2 separate regions of the Mus musculus genome follow, and region 1 is linked to region 2. Evidence: chromatin loops called from intact Hi-C (ENCODE). Cell type or tissue: heart. All regions are shown on one strand. Links, peaks and the distances in the headings refer to the core of each region. The heading gives the core; the rest is flanking DNA. Region 1 holds the start of Ptp4a3 (protein tyrosine phosphatase 4a3). Region 2 holds the start of Ptk2 (PTK2 protein tyrosine kinase 2).

The links. Hi-C counts contacts between places; a loop is a spot of excess contacts. Peaks named below come from ENCODE experiments on the same cell type or tissue, not always from the same donor. Only the 100,000 strongest peaks of a DNase experiment are listed, where the experiment ranks them.
Region 1: a loop joins it to region 2, with 4 times the contacts of the local background. A loop is called at or near these places in 2 of 42 quality-filtered maps.

What each region holds. Positions count from the first base shown.
Region 1 is chr15:73,743,036-73,751,363 of GRCm38, forward strand. It overlaps Ptp4a3 (protein tyrosine phosphatase 4a3), which reads left to right and starts at 4,991. Exons shown (of 6, transcript NM_008975.3): 1 at 4,991-5,430; 2 at 8,094-8,328. In heart, for the core only: a CTCF peak has its summit at 4,268; DNase peaks (open chromatin) are centred at 3,696, 4,576, 5,226, 7,676 and 5 weaker places; H3K4me3 peaks cover 4,603 bases; H3K27ac peaks cover 8,000 bases.
Region 2 is chr15:73,416,314-73,424,641 of GRCm38, forward strand. It overlaps Ptk2 (PTK2 protein tyrosine kinase 2), which reads right to left and starts at 6,878. Exons shown (of 35, transcript NM_001358046.1): 1 at 6,696-6,878. In heart, for the core only: CTCF peaks have their summits at 3,233, 7,047 and 7,636; DNase peaks (open chromatin) are centred at 5,208 and 6,948; H3K4me3 peaks cover 3,222 bases; H3K27ac peaks cover 2,666 bases.

The sequences.
Region 1 (8,328 bases), core at 279-8,278, 330 kb after region 2:
AGGACTGCCTGTCCCCTGTCCCCCGATCAGCAGGGAGAACTGTATCAGGTGGTGTGACCCTGGACCCTGTGTCGATACCCTGTTTGGGCTACCCCTGAGCTCAGTCCTGGGGCTGCTATATCAGGGCTCCTGCCTCCACCTCTGACATAGAGGGAAGTGAATAAAATTAGCTGCAAGGGAAGGGTAAGCTCGGAGGCCCCAGGAGGTGAATGTCACTAGCTCTGAATGGGAGGGTCCTTGTCTGGGGACAGCAGATAAGAGGAGCTTATCCCAGAGAGAAGGGTGTCATAGCACTTTCTAGGGGAAGTGGGGAAGGGTGTCACCCATGTGGCCAGAGTGGCATCTTTTTTTCCGGCAAGACCCAAGCTCTGCCTTTCTCTCAGCTCTCTGTCCATCGTGGGGTGCCTGACCCTCCCTCCTGTGGTACCCCAGCTTCAGTGTTGGCTGATCCACGTGTCCTTGTTACTTCCACACCAGCCATGCCATCAGAAAGTGGGCCAGGACTACAGTGGGTGGTGATGTGGTGGCAGCACAGCTCTGGTGGGCACAGAAGGACCAGTGAGGTCCAGAGCCTCCCCTATCACCTCAGCCAGCCATATGCTAACACCTTCAGCCTAATGGCTCCTATGAAGTGCAGGAGAGTCGCTTCTCATGCTGGTCATAGCTGTATACAAAGTGACGGTCCCCCTGGGCTCTGAGGGGTGTCTGGAGAGGCTCTGGAGGTGCCACGGTTGATGGGAATGGAGTGGGCCTCCTGCCATTTCCTTTGGTTGCCCATTGGGTGTAAAACTTCCGAGGCTGTGCAAGTCACACAATAGCAGACAGGAAGGAGGCCTCGGCTAGATTGAGTCAAGCAGAACGCAGGCAGCCCTCTCCTCCTTGTCTATCTGGCCACACGTAATACAGGGTTTCTCAATCTTGGGTCTCAGCTGGGGTTTGCTTGCATATTTGGGGAAAGACATGGGCCGGATCGTGAGCTGCCAGACAGGTAGACACCGGTGCTAGTTGCTGATGGAGAATGCGGTTGGTTCCTACCCTGGGAACTGAGTCTGCTTGAATGCTGCCGTCCCAGTTTCTCTTTTCCATGGTGACAATGTCCAGTCCCTGTTTCCCTGTGCTGTACCTCCCTGCCTAATATCTCATGCTCTCTGCAACCTCTATCTCTGTGATCTCTGGGAGTCCATTATGGCATTTGCTTCCTCAACCCTAATCCCGTGCAACAATGAGGCATGGAGGGAGCCTAGACGTGCTTTGCAGGTAAACATGTGACCGGGAGCTTGGGACACAGTGTGATCAGTGGCTTCCTGGAGCACGAGGTTCTGGCCTTGGGGGTGTCCGAGGCTTCTGAGGAAGAGAGCAGGGTTCCTGGAGGTGTGAATCCTGTACCCTATCATTTCTTCCACTGAAGGGTGAGTTTGGTAGGCTACAGGAGCCATGGAAGATGTGTGAGCTGTGGCAGGTGGGAGACACCATTCAATCTGCAGTTTGAGCCAAACCTTGAGGCCAGTCCTGGTGGCTTGCTGGGTGGCTTGACAGATGGACTGGTGTTCAATCCTGGTGCTAATCTGTGCTGGAATGTGAGACGTAACGCGCCCTTCCACACGGACACACGTGTCTGTTACCCACTTAACACTTTCCTGGGTGTGAAGGGGTCCCTGATGGAGTGGGATCCCTTTATCAGAAGGGTCAGACATCGTGGATGCTGTCCTTTGAGGCAGCCGGGTCTCCAGTCAGAGTCCTACGTCTTCTGCAGGTGTTTGGATGTTGGGTGAGAGAAGCCAGACGGCAAGGGTGAGAAATCCTGAGACCTGGGCTTGAACAAAGGGTGAGTTTGAGAGCGTATGGCCTTGGGGGACATCCAGACTCCAGTGGTCCTCTTCTTACAGGATTCAGGAGAGGAGGCAGTACTGTGCTCTGGGCGTGAGTGCAGCTTGGAGCGTTCTTGTTTCTGGTGACTGTAAGGGAGTTGAATTTCTGCCTTCATCCTGATGTATGGAGGAAACCCAGGCACAGAGTTCTTGCTCCTCTGGAGGAGGGCTGTCTCTCATGACAGGAACAGGAAGAAAAAGATCCAGGAGCCATGGCTGTGGTGTGGTGTGGGAGGCATTGGTGGGAAGATGTGAAGAGAGGAAGATAGGATGAGCTGGCCAGGGTGCCTCAGCCTTGAGCAGACAGCCCAGTGAGAGACAGCATTGGCAAAGCACTGCTCAACTCTGTATGCAGTAACCTGGGAAACGGAGGTACCCTGAGTCAGGAGTGATGCCTGCCTACAGCACAGCTGTTCTCTCCCATCTTCTCAGTCTCCATCCTGCTCAGCCCTGTGACTGGCACCAGGAGGTGCTCAGCATGCCTGTCTCACTGAGTGACTGAGTGAGTGAATGAATGAATGAATGAACACTTAGATTCCCTTCCTTTTGGGAAGGAATCCTAAGGTCGAGGTTAGTGTAGGAGGTCACAGGCTGTAGAAGGCAGGAGACATGTGAGCCAGGACTGAGCTCTTGGGAGGTGAAGTACAGCATAAGAGGAGGAAAGGGGTATCCTGTCAGCCATGACTGAGGCAACTCGTGGAGACAGGTCTACCCGATGCCCTTTGAAAGCATGGAGCTGGGGCTGGAGAGATGGCTCAAGGTTAAGAGCACTGGTTGCTCTTCCAGAGGTCCTGAGTTCGATTCCCAGCAACCACGTGGTGGTTCACAACCATCTATAGTGAGACCAGGTCCCGTTTTCTGGTGTGCAGACATACATGAAGGGAGAATACTGTATATATATATAAATCTCTTAAAAAACCACACATGTAGCTCATGGTGGACCTTCAGGGGTCAGAGGTCCCAAGTTTAGAAACCTGGTGGACTTCATGCACAATTACTTGGGCCCACTCTGTGCGCCAGTCGGCAGAAGTGACAGTTACAGCCTTTGATCTGCAGTGGTGTAGGCTGATGCCAGGCGTGAGGGTGCCCTCAGAGAGCGGGAGCCTGGGTCAGCAGATCACCACTGTGCTCCACAGGGCACTGTCAGGCTGAGCCTCGGTAGGGACGGCAGGAGCCTGCCTTCTGGAAACCCAGGTCTGTTTCCAGGTCACAGCCCATAGCATGCAGGGTGCTGGTACCACCTTGGAAGGTGGCTTCCCTCTCTAGCAGTGTGTCCTTTTATAGAGGTGGCCTTAGGCTCATCCCTGGCTAGCACTGATCCCAGGTGGCACAGGGCATCAGAGCAGATGGTCAATGCAGGTACCAGGAGTATGTCTGCCTACCTCCTGGGTCACCTTCTCTGGGAACCCTTCCCTGCCCACCCTGCCACCTGGGGCTCTCCTGTGGTCCCTATCCTGTGCATAGTTTCAGATGGCCCTTGAGGGACCAAGTTGGGGAAGTCCCTTAAAGCAAGAGGCAAAGGGGCAGCTGACATAGTGGCTCCTTCTTGGAAGGCATGGAGCTGCTCTTAGGGTGGCCTGGGTGTCCCCTCCTATGAAGTTCTCCCAGACCTCGAGGGCTGAGGTCTCGTGATAGGTTCTGGATGGCTCCCCAATCTGGACCTCTGCCTAGAACACCAGGTCATTTGTTCCTTCCATAAACAAGCGGGAGCTTCTTGGTGCCATGCCTGGGTGGGAGGTGGGGTATGGGTGGGGCCCAGTGCTAGGTTCCCCCTCCCTTTAAGGATGCCTTCCCTGGGCTGGGCACATAGCCAAGGGGGTTGGGGAGAGCCTGGGGTTAAGGAGCCTGTTTTGTGAGGGGTTGCACCCTTGGAACTGTGCGACACAGGGGTGTAAGAGCTTTGGATGAGTTCCGAGGGACTGGCGTGGGTGGAGCCTGCTAGGGTCTCCCCTCCTGGCCCCAGAGATGGGTTACTCTGGGAGGGCTCCAAGAAGGCTCTGGATGTGTTATATATAGACTTCTCCGAAAGGCTTGGGGCCCTGCCAGCTGTAGCAGGTGCCCCCAGGATTAGCTAGAGGCCCCAGCATGCTGGTGTGTGTGTGTGTGTGTGTGTGTGTGTGTGGTGTCACTTGGAGCCCCGGTTGCAGCCCTGGCTGGTGCAGCATCTCAGACGTTGCTGGGCCTGTCACTAACAAACCCTTTTCTAGACAACTGATGGGCCACCAGGGATGGTTTGATGTGCTTTCTCCTACCCACCTGGGATTGGGACCAGTAGGGTCTCTGGGGGAGGGCAAATCTCCAGTCATGGTCCAGCTACCTGGCTGGGTGACTTGGGGCATCTACTCAGTATCTGTTGTGTTGCTGGAGGCTGGTGCCTTGTGGAGGGTTCAGGATCTGCAGTCAGGATGGAAACTAGTGGAACAGCTGAGACCATGGGTCTGGTCAGCAACAATGCCGTTAACCTGCTGGATTTATAAGGGTGGCATATTCTGGGGATCTTAGGTGGCTGCCTAGCTTTCTGGGGGTGAGCCAGGATGGGGCTGCAATGGGATGCTCCAGCCTGGACGTTATCAGCCCTGCTTACCTGGGCCAGGGGGAGAATGGGGGATAGTAGGCTCTGCTGTGCAAGGTTGGCTAATGAGACTTCTCTCTGGGAGTATTAGGGGCATGCCCTCCCCTGGCTCAGGTCCAGCCTTTCAGGGATCATTCCTCTCCCCAGCACCAACTACTGATTGCAGGGCCAGGCCTCTGTCTGGGAGCCGGGCTTGGGCCAGGGTTCCCAGCAAGGCAAGGCCTCTGGGGATTCTGTGAGCTGGAACTCAAGCCCTGCACCAGAAGGCTCCCAGGGCGGTGCAGCCACTGGGGCAGGTGCGGACTGACATCTGTCTCCATTCTTGGGCGGGAGAGCACAGGGTTCCTGCCTGGGATGCCCTAGGACAGAACCAGGATTCCGTCTGGTCAGTGGAGCCCAGGAGACGATCCTGCTCAGGGGATGCCCTGGAAGACTTCAGGAGAGCTGGGTGGGTGTCAGTTCCCTTGGAGATGAGCCTGTGTAGAGTCGGCTCCCATCTCTTGTGTGACTCGAGTGTGCGTAGGTTCAGTGCCTCAGGTTCTTCAGCTGTAGTCTGGGAGTGGTGGCTCTTAAGGTGAAGTGTGGGCTAGTGCGGCTGAGCACACAGTAGCTGTTCAGTGTGCGCATATGAAGCTGGAGAGCTGGAAGGGTTCCTCCTGGCTTGTGGCCCCTCTGCAGAAGGAGGTCTCCTACCCAGCAGGATGCAGAGGGGATGGCAGGCGGGTCCGCGGTGGTCCTCTCCCTTCCTCCTTCCTCTTCCTCTGCTGGCCGCGCCTTTGTTTGCGTGCTATCTTTAGGCAGCAGGTGCGGGAGCCGCTGTGAGTCGGGTCGCCCGCCGGTCACCGCCCCCCCACGTGACGCCGGGCGCTATAAATAGCTGGGCGGCGGGCGGCGGGCATCCGCCCGGAGCCGGCGCCGCTGCGGAGGGCGCGCACGGGTCCCGGCCCGGCCGGCCGGCGCATGGAGGCGGCCGCACGCCTGCGGGCGCGGGTGAGCCGGGCTGCGGGCGGCGGGGACCCGGCCTCGAGGACGCTCCCGAACCCTAACCCTACTGGGATGGGCCCTGCACGGGATGGCGGCTCCCTGGCGGGCTGGGTGGGAAGTCCCGCTGAGGTCGGGGAGCTGTGTGCCCTCCCCACGCCCCACTACGGGTCCTTGGGGTCCCCAGCCCATCCACGGAGCAGTCTTGCCTGTCTTGACAGCACAGAGTCCTGAACTGTGACCCCTGACTCCTAAGTGTCACACAGGGTCCCATTTAGGTCCCTTCTGAAGCTAGATGCACTCCCACCCCACCACTTGAGGGTGTGGCTTCTGACTACCTCTGTGTCTTTTTTTCCCCCCTGGGGTTCAAGTGTTCCCGATTACTAGACTCGATGTTGAGAAAACCTGGGTGTCTGGACGGCCGGAGCTGGCCAGGGTCCAGAGAAGGTCCTTCCACGCCCCTCTGTCCCATGTCCTCCTCTGGCAAACAGGGACAAAAATGGGTCTTGAAAAACATGCCGGTCTGGGAGCAGCTGAGGGCTTAAGATACTGCTAGAGGAGGCTGGGCGGGGATAGAGAAGGGCCCAGGTCATAGTAGGGTCCTTAAGCACCAGGGGTGGGGAGGGTGTGGTGGCTTGACTGAGTGCCTGTTGAGGCAAGGTGAGCTCAGCTTCTGTTCACACCTAGAGCTGCTGGGATAGGGGTGTAGGTAGCCGGTGGGCCCACAAGCCTTGGCTCAGGCCTGCTAGAATGCAGTAGAGGTAGACCCCCCCACCCCCCCACCTTGTTCTCTGGTCTTCTTAACCCCATAGAAGTGATGTGTCCACCTGGGCATGGTGGCAGATGCCTTAAGTCCTAGCACTCAGGAGGCCCAGCCAGGTGGATCTCTGTGAGTCTGAGGTCAGCCTGGTCTACAAAGTGCGGTCCAGGAGGTAAGACAGGGACAGAGAAACACTGTCTCCAAAGGGGGTGAGCGGAGTGATGTGTCGGCAGAGGGGCTCCTTTTTGGGAGGGCAGCCACCATGTGGTTGAGCCTGGGTAGACTCAGGCATGCTGTGGGCATGCCCCTTTTTGCCCACACTTAGGGGTGTGGCCCAGACTGCAGTGAACTGTGCATGTATTATAAGATGCAGTTCAGCCTGGTGTCACCTATACATCTGGACCCCTGGCTCCATCCCCTCAGGCCTGGGGGGAGCATGATAGGCGGTTCAGGCTTCCTTTTCTCAGATGTTGCTTCTGTTGCCCCTGGAATCTTACAACCCAGCCCCAACCCCTGCAAGTAGCCAGTAGGTGCAGTTAGCTCTACAGGAGCCTGCCAGTGTTCTCTGACTCCCTGGGGCCTTCTCTTCTTTTCTCCTGCACACACAAGGGCATTGCAGTGTGCACACATGGGATGCTCATCTCAGTAGGCCCGGGTGTTTGTGTCATAACATGAGAGAAGGCTCTCCTTGCTTATAGCGGGCTAGTCGTGGCTCCGCATGCACAGGGCGTTGAGAACCTGGCCTGCCCAAGCAGGCACAGGACTCCTTTCTGCCCTCCTCCAAGGGGCCCCTCTATCTTAGCCCTTTCAGAATGGTGGCAGGGACTAGCTGTGAGCCATGGCACTGACTTGGAGTGGAGTGCTGAGCTGTTCTCAGGTGTAGGAGGTAGCGAGGGAGGATTCTGTGCTATCTAGTACAGTCGAGCCTTGGACGGTGGGGCCTGTGCCCGAAGCTTGGGGCCAGAGACCAGGGTCTTATGCTGGCCTGAGGCTCCAAGGGCCTGGTTTGCTTGGTGGGCAGCTGGAGAAGGGAGAGCTGGGGACGAGACAGAGAGGTAAGAGGTACGGGCAGAACTCTTCCAGATGCGATCCAGAAGGGGCCTTCCAGAAAGATGAATGCTGGGTGGGGGATGGGCTGAGTCCAGGGGCTCAGGCTCTACTAACTACTGGATCATAGCCCAAGGGACTGTGGTGCCCTCTTTTTCAACCTTCATCGTGTTGATGGGAAACGGGTCCAGAGAGGCCAGTGACATGCCCAAGGTCTCCCAGGCCGTCCAGGGGGTGGCAGGGTGTTAGCTAGCTGTTCTTTGGGGTCCTTGCAGAGGAGAAGGTGGAGGCCGATGTCCTCCAGTAGTGCCCTTCCCCTGGGTCCTGTCAACGGTGTGACTCCCTTCCTGGCCACCTGTGCTGTCACCTCCTTGGCATGAGCCTGGCAGCTGGCCCCTTGGCCTGTGGTCTCTTGCAAAGCAGAACGTCTTGTTTACCTCTAGTGCCTGGCAAGTCCCCGTAAGTTGTGGCTGTGGGTAGAGATTTCAGAAAGCCTGAGGGGCAGCAATTGAGGCCACTCAGCCCCTTGTCCCTCTGGCAGTACCCACTGTCCCTGAGACCTGCCCTTGCAGAACGATCTGAGCTTAATATTGTGCTGTGGCTAGCAGTCCCAAGAGAGGGACCACTGCCCTTATGGGCTGTGAGATGGGGGACCTGGCTTCTGCTGCTGTAGGTGTACTCTGCTTGTGGGGTTCATATGCTCCTGGGGTGAGCCCTGATACCCTCTTCACCCTATCTCGGTGGCTATGTATGGCTCTCTTGTCACCACAGGGGCCTGGGGTAGCCCAGGCAGGAGTTGTCTGTCTGTTTCTGGGTTTCACGTGGAGAATCTGAGGACCTCCCATTTCTTTCTCCCCTCCCATAGATTGTGCCTTCTGAAGACCAGGGTGGGATTGATGGAGAAGCCCCAGGAGGGCAGCTCTGACTACTGCCGTTCCCAACACCGTGGGTGCTGCCGCTGAGGAGACCTGTACACCTCTGGCCCTCACCATTGTCCTTGCCTCCCAATGGCCTCTGCTGCCAGGCCGGAGGCCAGCACTGCTGCCTGAGCCCGCTGCCCCTCTTCAGGACTTGCCGTTCCCTGATGGGGTAACGTGACA
Region 2 (8,328 bases), core at 3-8,002:
TTGATGAGAGAGACAAACAGGCATTTCATATCTCACCCATTGCTTGAATTTGGGATTGCATGACCATTATCTCTGCTCCTTCTCTACCTCTGCAACTACCTTGATATTTTTTCTAAAAAGTCACTTAGAACAAAGTCCTCTAGTCTTTCTGATAGACTCCCTCCAGACAGGTGGTCTTTTATCTTTATTCTCCAAGTACCAATACACTGACAGAGACCCCTGCCACACATCTTTTCCCAACCACCACCACAGTGTGTGTGAGGAAGCTCTGAATCACTTAAGAATACTGAAGAATAATAGAGCTCTTGCCACTGAGCTTGCAACAGTCCCTTCAACAGATGCACTTCATGCTACATAGGGCATACAGATAAAAGGCGAGTAACTTATTTTCATCTGTGCAGATTCTTTATCTAAAAAGAGGTGACATGTGGCCAAAAGGCAAAAGCAAATGTACTAAACCAAGTGTGCCTGCAACCTCAGCACAGAGAATGGGAAGATAGGTGACATAGGAGAAGAGAGGAGGAGAAAAAGGAAGATAAGTGAAAAGAGAGGACAAAGGAAGAGGAAAGATGGATGGATGATTTATATGAATTCAAAGCTAAACTTAAAATCAATTTATACAATACTGCTTCATTAGTCACCCAAAGGCTTGGCAATCCCCCTGACTTAGTAAATGCCAGCCAACATTTTGGACCAAAACAAAACCACCAGGGAATTTAAAACTTTGCCTTAAGCACCAACATGTACATTCTATCCTATTTGCCAAAAGCTACACACCCAGGAACCACACAACCTGTTCTTTCCATGCAAATTGTTCATTTAAATTCCAAGCCAAGACCAAAAGACTTAAGTGGTCTCAGCATAAAACATGGTAAATTAAAACGTAGTTGAGGTGTTCTCAAGATTCTGAGAAATACTAAAAACAGCCAAGACTGAAAAAAATGAGAGCAAACTCACTGGCATACACACATCTCAACTCAAAACCAACATTTCAAACTGCTCTAAAGCTGTAGTTCACAACCTTATTGCCCATCTGAGCTCCCAGACAGCAAGCTCAAGCATTATTCACAGTCTGACAAGATTCTCGGTGAAGGCACTGTTTCCTGCTGTCACCACTTGAAATCAATGGGAGGCCTAGAAGAGGCTGGGTGGAATGTGTACCTTCTGAGTTTCCTCTACAAGGTACAGCAAGGCTAAGGGAGGTCCTGACCAAAAAATCAGGAACAGATTCTGTACTCAAATGCTAGTTTCTCTTATCAGTGAGGACACTGTCACCTGTGACTCAAAACACTGCACATGGATAGCATCCATGCAGTGAAAAACTGTGAGCAGGTCACAGCACACTTGTAACTGCCACTTTCCTGTACGTGGCTGTAGGATATGTCAAGCCCTTGAAAAAAAAAAAATCCAGTTGATGAACACAGACTATCCTAGAGCTTCTGGCATCCCATATCCTTCTATTTTTTCATCTTGTTTTCTGAAGTGCTAAGGATTGAACCCAGCCCTTACACACTCTAGGAAAGTGATTTACTACTGACCTACACTCTCAGCATGGATCCTTTCTAAATCCCACTCATTTTGCCTCACTTTGAACAACTGCTTCCCTCAAACCTGAGTTGAATCCTAATATGTAAGACTAATTCCTATAAAAACCAATTTCTATGAAAAAAGAAACTCAAAACTGTCAAATGGCACAGAAGCATTTTTTTTTCTGATCCCAGTAGCCTGAGTGACCCAATTCTACAATAATTAATACACCTAGGTTCTTCCAGTTGCTCATTCAAAAAGACTATGTGACAGAAACTGGGAATGCAGTGGGAAATAAAAGGGTATTTCTGTCCTCTTGGAAGACACTGAATCCTCTAATAACATAGAACACACAGAACTGTTCACAAAGATGATCATATGGCACTCTGGTCAAGTAAAAGCAGAAACTGTAAGTGCCTACAGTCACAGTGGAGTCCAAGATTCACAATGATAGGAATTGTAACAAAAACTGTGTCAAAAAGGAAACCCCAGGGCTGGTGAAATGGCCCAGCGGTTAAAAGCACTGACTGCTCTTCCGGAGGTCCTGAGTTCAAATCCCAGCATCCCAGCAACCACATGGTGACTCACAACCACCCATAATGAGATCTGAAGACAGTTACAGTGTACTTACATAAATAAATAAATTAAAAAAAAAAAAAAAAAGGAAACCCCAGACACAGACAACCCAAAGCAGAACTTCTGAGGTCCTTTTGAGGCTGGGTTTTGGTCCGGTGGCCTCAAATAATGGAATTGAGAATAAGTCTTTAAAACATGATGGAAAATTCCAGATTCATAGAATAAATAAACACACATCAGAAATCTTTATACCAGTGGTTCTCAACCTATGGGTCATGATCATGGGAGGTCAAATATAAGATATGCTACATATCAAATATTTATGATTCATAACAGCAAAATTATAGCTATAAAGTAGCAAAAAAATAATTTTATGGGTGAGGGGTCACCACAACATGAGGAACTGTTTAAAGAGTTTTAACATTGAGAATGTTGGGAACCAGTCAGGTGGTGGTGGCACACGCCTTTAATCCCAGCACTTGGGAGGCAGAGGCAGGCAGATTTCTGAGTTCGAGGCCAGCCTCGTCTACAGAGTGAGTTCCAGGACAGCCAGGACTACAGAGAAACCCTATCTCAAGAAAGAAAGAAAGAAAGAAAGAAAGAAAGAAAGAAAGAAAGAAAGAAAGAAAGAAAGAAAGAAAGAAAGGAAGGAAGGAAGGAAGGAAGGAAAATTTCTGGGAGTTACTACACAGGGAAGCTCATGCCTTGCCTCTTTGCTTTCCATAAACTGTTCCCCTTATACACATTAATCCAAGAACAATCACTCGCAGAAACCCTCGAGGCTGTGTCAGCTACTAAAACAAGTAAGCACCATCAAGCACTGTTCCACCCTTATATATCTGTATTTAACTAATTCTTAACTGACTCCAAATAACCAAAACTCTGATACACTCAATGGCTAGTCTATATTGTGCTGTTTAAGTCAGAAGCTCTGGTTCTGAAAGTGCCAAGACAGAATCTACTTATCTAAACTTCCCAGGTACCATCACTCACATTCTGAAAACCAGTTAAGCTTTGTCCAGTCCTGCAGGCCCTGGGTGGCCATTTCCCCTCCAGAGCTACCAATATGAGCCAGGTGACCCCCACAAGTTACTCTGAACTTCAACATGCAGGTCTTCTGTGTACACTAGGGGTGCTACAGCACCTGCAGGCCAACAGTTCTCATAGGAATAACATTGAAGCAAAATCCCCATCCAAGGCTGGGAAGGAGGAGAAACTCTCCCAGGTTTCCCCAGAAGGCAGTGACACTCACAGGGGCCCAGTGGTAAGATCACTCCCCTATTATAAGATGATTCCAGTCATTTTCTTTCCAGCAAGGGGAAGTATTCATCAGCAAGTTCCACATAGAACTACTTTAATTAATTTTAAGGCTGATAAGGAAACATCTTCATGTCCGTAAACTCTGGTCAACACTAGTAATGCTGTCTTCCAGCTCCAGCAGCACACACAAATTCTATTTCCCAGTTCCAAGATTGCAGATTAGATACAACAGCACCCACTAAACTCCACTTAAACTGAACGCTGAATCATACAGAATTCTCCGAATTATATTTCCATACTAGAACCCAGTAAAGATAAAATCTTTAAGAATTATAGGTAGTAGGCTTTATAATCAGCAATGCCTTTAAGGGATTTTAAATACGATCTATCATAATTCCTAGAAATTAGTACCAGAAACTGAGATATATAAATTTCATTTCTTGTACATGAGGCTGCTTTTCTTCCTTAAGTCATAAACTTTTTGCCAAAATGATGTAGAGGAACAAAGCCAAAAAGGCTCAAATATCCACTATTAATACAGTTCAGAGACAGTGGTCAAACACACCTTCTCAGTGTAGTCTAGTGAGACCAGTGTGTCTCAGGGGACCGGGAGGAGGCTGACAGCTGTACTCTTAAGGTCCCTGGAATTTATCACTACCAACACACACAAAAAACACAGCCATTAACTGCCAGCCTTTTAAATTTCTTGAACTTAAGTAATTCTAAAAGTATCAGAAAAAGATTCCAATAACAATTTATTGCTGATTATTTTAGGAATCTTAGTAGAGGAAATGGTAACAAAAATATGTATTCTAAGTGGTAGACTCCAAGATTTAAAGCAAAGCCCACAGAAACCATAATTGTCTGATTATTTTGATCTTTGCAGTGCTAGGGCTCAAACGCAGAGCTTCATGAACACTTGCTACCACTGAGCCACACTCCCTATATGCTTCTCCAATTGTAGTGACTATCATCACCACCACTGCTGCTACCACCAGCAATGATGATCCGATGATGATGATGATGATGATGATGATGACGACGACGACGACAACTACAGGCTGGTAAGATAGCACCACAGGAAATAGCACTTGGCTGTAATAAGCCCAGCAACTTAAATTCAACCTCTGGTAGAAGGCAAGAAGCAACTCCACAAAGTTGCTCTGACCTCCACACTTGCACTGAGGTACACGCCAACTTGCACACATATCATACACACACACAAATAATGAAAAAAAATTAACTTTTAATGTGACTGAATTTAAAACAAGAAGTGACCCAGGTAAAAATTCATCTAAACCGAAAATGTCTAATGCAAACTAAAAAGATTTGCACACTATATGAACATGTTGAGCCACATCTTTTGTAATTCATTTTTAATTATTTTCTCAAAATTAAGACCTAAGGGGCGAGTCGACTCAAAATTTCTGTGAACAAAGTTCCTACTTCTCTTACTCAAATTAACATCCCAAGAAAGGGCAATGATGTCAAAACTAGTTTTATTGCATTATACAGTGTAATATAAAATCCTTTCTTCTACATGCTCAATCATCTTTAAAGCAACTCGGGTTAACACCTCTTTATATTCTGAGGGAAGGACTGTGCCACTGCTCAAACTCCGAGCCTTTCACACGTAACACACAAAGAGCTAACTGCCCAGCCTACAAATGTCTTTTAGATCTCCCAATTCCTATGGAGAAGAGTTATCTAACCAGCTCCAGAACAGGGTTTTGAGGACTGGGGGATTATGTAATTTCCAACAACAGGATTAGAGTTCCAAACTACTTCACATACCCCGCTTCCTCCGTGCTGCCTCCTCCCACCCTTCACAGCTACTGCTGGAACTCCACCCCCAACACTTCCTTGTTTAGTGGGCTGCCAGCCTCAAACACAGTAGGTCCCATCTACTCTAGGGAGCTTGCCAAAGCTGTCCTGGCCCCACACTATGGATTTTGAGCCAAAAGGACTTACCTGTCCAGGCATCATCTCTTCCTGAGCCACACAGTCCTAAAAGCTGTGACTTGTGGGTCCCTCCCAAACAGAAGCCACCTTTGCCTGTAGATCACGTATAAGTTAGCTTATATGGCAATGTCCCTAACAAGATCCTTTCCAGGAAAATGTACTCTTGTAGCCTTTTAATAAGCTCAAGTGTCTTAAAAGGAGGCCAGGGATCGGCCCACTTACAACAGCCACAAATATAAAACTAAATTCATAATAATACTGGGAACCATGTCCACGTTCCTTAAAGTTTCCTGTTAGGACTGGGGGCGTGGCTTTGTGGACCAGCACGAACCGCGTGGGAAGCCCTGGTGTTTCATACCCAGGAAAAAAAAAAAAAAGTTCACGTTTAAATACTACACGAAACTCAACAGTATCACTGAGTGGAAATATTATCTATAGTGTATCTCCACAAAAATTCGGAGAATGCTAATGTTAGATGAACTAGCTCTTTTTATGTCTGCATTCACAATACTTCTGTCCCAGGTCACTGTTCAGAGACCTGTCTTTGAAAGGAGACTTTTCATTCCTCAGTTTATAAATACACACACACACAGTGAGGCGCTGCTATTTCACTTCAAGTAGTAATAACCCATTACCACAACCATGATAAAGCTTCCATTCTAAGTAGAAATGCCAGCGCTGGTCAGATTTAAAACGAACCCGCAAACTCTTGCAGTGCCTTCAGCTCCAACCTATTTCAACCAGTTCCCATAATCATTACAGTATTGCTATTATCTTGGTCCCACTGCCAAACACCCAGCTGCAGTCTAACTATGCAAGAATGAGACACTGTTGAAATGGCTTTCAAAAAGCAACTTTCTCCTCGGCGCATTTCTCCGCAAAAAAAAAATTAAAATAAAATAAAATAAACCTTACAATTAAACGACACAAGTGCGCACACAGACACGATCGCTCCTCCGAGCGGTGCCACAAAAGCAGCCGGCGAGGACCGGCGGGGACAGGCAGCGCGCCGTGGCGGGGCTGGGTCGGGGCGGAGGGAACTTGGACAGCACAATGACTCCGGGGTTCGTGCGGTCGCACTGGAAGCCCCGCGCCGGCCACCCCGCGGCTGCTCAGCACTCCGCCTGCCACCTCTTTTGTTTTTCGGCTTTCGGGCCTCCCGGTCCCCGCCGCGCCCGCCCCGCCGTCCCGGACCCCGCGGCCTCTCGCGCCCCAGCCCCGCGGCCTCCTCAGCCCTCGGGGCCCGGCCTGACGAGGAGCGAGGCCGGGGCGCGGTGGGGGCCGTGTCCGCCGAAGCCCGCACCGCGGCCCGCGCCGCCCAACGCCCTGAGCCCGCGCCTCCGCGGCCGCGGCCCGAGCCCCGCACTCACCGGCCACCACTGGGCGCGCGAGGCTGAGGCAGATAGAAGGCAGCGGGGCGGCGCCGGCACCGGCAGCCGTGCTCTCTCCCACGCGCACGCCGGGCGCACGGCGGTCCGGCCGGCGGCGGTAGCGGTGACGGCGGGCTCGCGCCCTCGGGCCGTGCTGAGTCGGCGCGGGCCCGCGCGTGCGCCGTGGCTGGGGAGCGCGCGCCCACACCTCGCGGCGCGCAATGCCTCACCTCAGCGCAGAGCTCTACGCCTGCGCAGTGCGGACCGCGCCTGCGCAGAGCAGTCCGGCGCGCCCGGCTCCTAGTAAAGTGTATCCCAGCTGTGCGGGCGTGGCGTCGTCCGCGGATAGCGCTGTTCCGGGATGACGAGGTGGCCCCTGTGGCCGCCCCAGGGTCTGCGGACTAGGCCTGGGTCCCTCACGGTCACAGGAGATCCTTAGCCGCACACACGCCGGCCCTGATCTTCTCCAGGCTTCACCGCTTCAATAGAGGTTCATGGGCTTTCTGTAGATGGGGAAACTGAGGCACAGAGAGTATTTTAATGGATCTCTGAAGACGGTCCGAAAGATCGTTTAGGAGTGCCTGGGGCCACTCACATTCCAGCCCCTTCCCGCAGCCCCTGTAGATCTTAAGACTGGGGAAGCCTTTCGGGGACACTGGGTGGACAGGAGGGCCAGAACGGGAGAGCCACTGTGGATGGCTGCTGGCTTAAGAGCCAGTTCCAGCGCGGAACTTACCACGAAACGTGAGACTGGGGGGACACCTTTGCCTGAATCAAGCAGGTGGCCCTGTCCTTCCGAGCCGTGCCTAGTTTCCCTGAGTTTGTTTTTGTGCAGCAACCCTACGGAGAGTCTTAAGCAGGAAGTGGTGACTGATTTGTGATCTCTGAAAAAAAAAAAGGAAAAAAATCACTGGCATCCTTGCGGTAGGAAATGAAACCAGAAGCGGGGAACTTTCATTTTTAATGGTGTCATTTTGATCTTCGACCACAAGCCAACGAGCAAGCAGGACAGGCAGTGAAAGGTGAACACAGAACCACCAACCACTACATACCTGGGAGCTGTAATTTACTCAGGTATAATAAAACGCTTTGAGTTGTCGAGATTTTGCCATATTTTAGTGTTTCTTTTTTATTGTTTTTTTTAATGAAGTGTATTAAACTTGGATTTGAACTAGTAGTGGTGGTTATGTTTGGGGGTTTTTTTTTCTCTCCCAGATTTATTTATTTTATTGTACTTGTGTGTTTTCCTTGAATGTATATATGGGTATCACACACATGCCTGGTGCACGTGGAGGTCAGAAGAGGGTATTGGATCTCTTCTGAAATTAGAGATAGTCGTGAGCCAGCCACCATGTTGGTGTGGGAATAGAATCTAGGACCTTTCCAAAGACAAGTGCTCTTAACCACTGAGGGATCCCTCTAGCTCTAGTTTTATTTTGTTTCGTTCTTGTTTGTTTGTTTGTTTGTTTGAGATATAGTTTCATGTAGCCCAGGCTGTACTAAAACTTTCTGTGTAGCTGAGGATAGCCTTGAACTCCAGCTCTTTCTACTTCCATCTTCTGGTGCTGGGATTACAGATTATGTCACAATAGCCAACCTATAGTGTTTTTCTGCACTTAAAATTAGAAGGGAT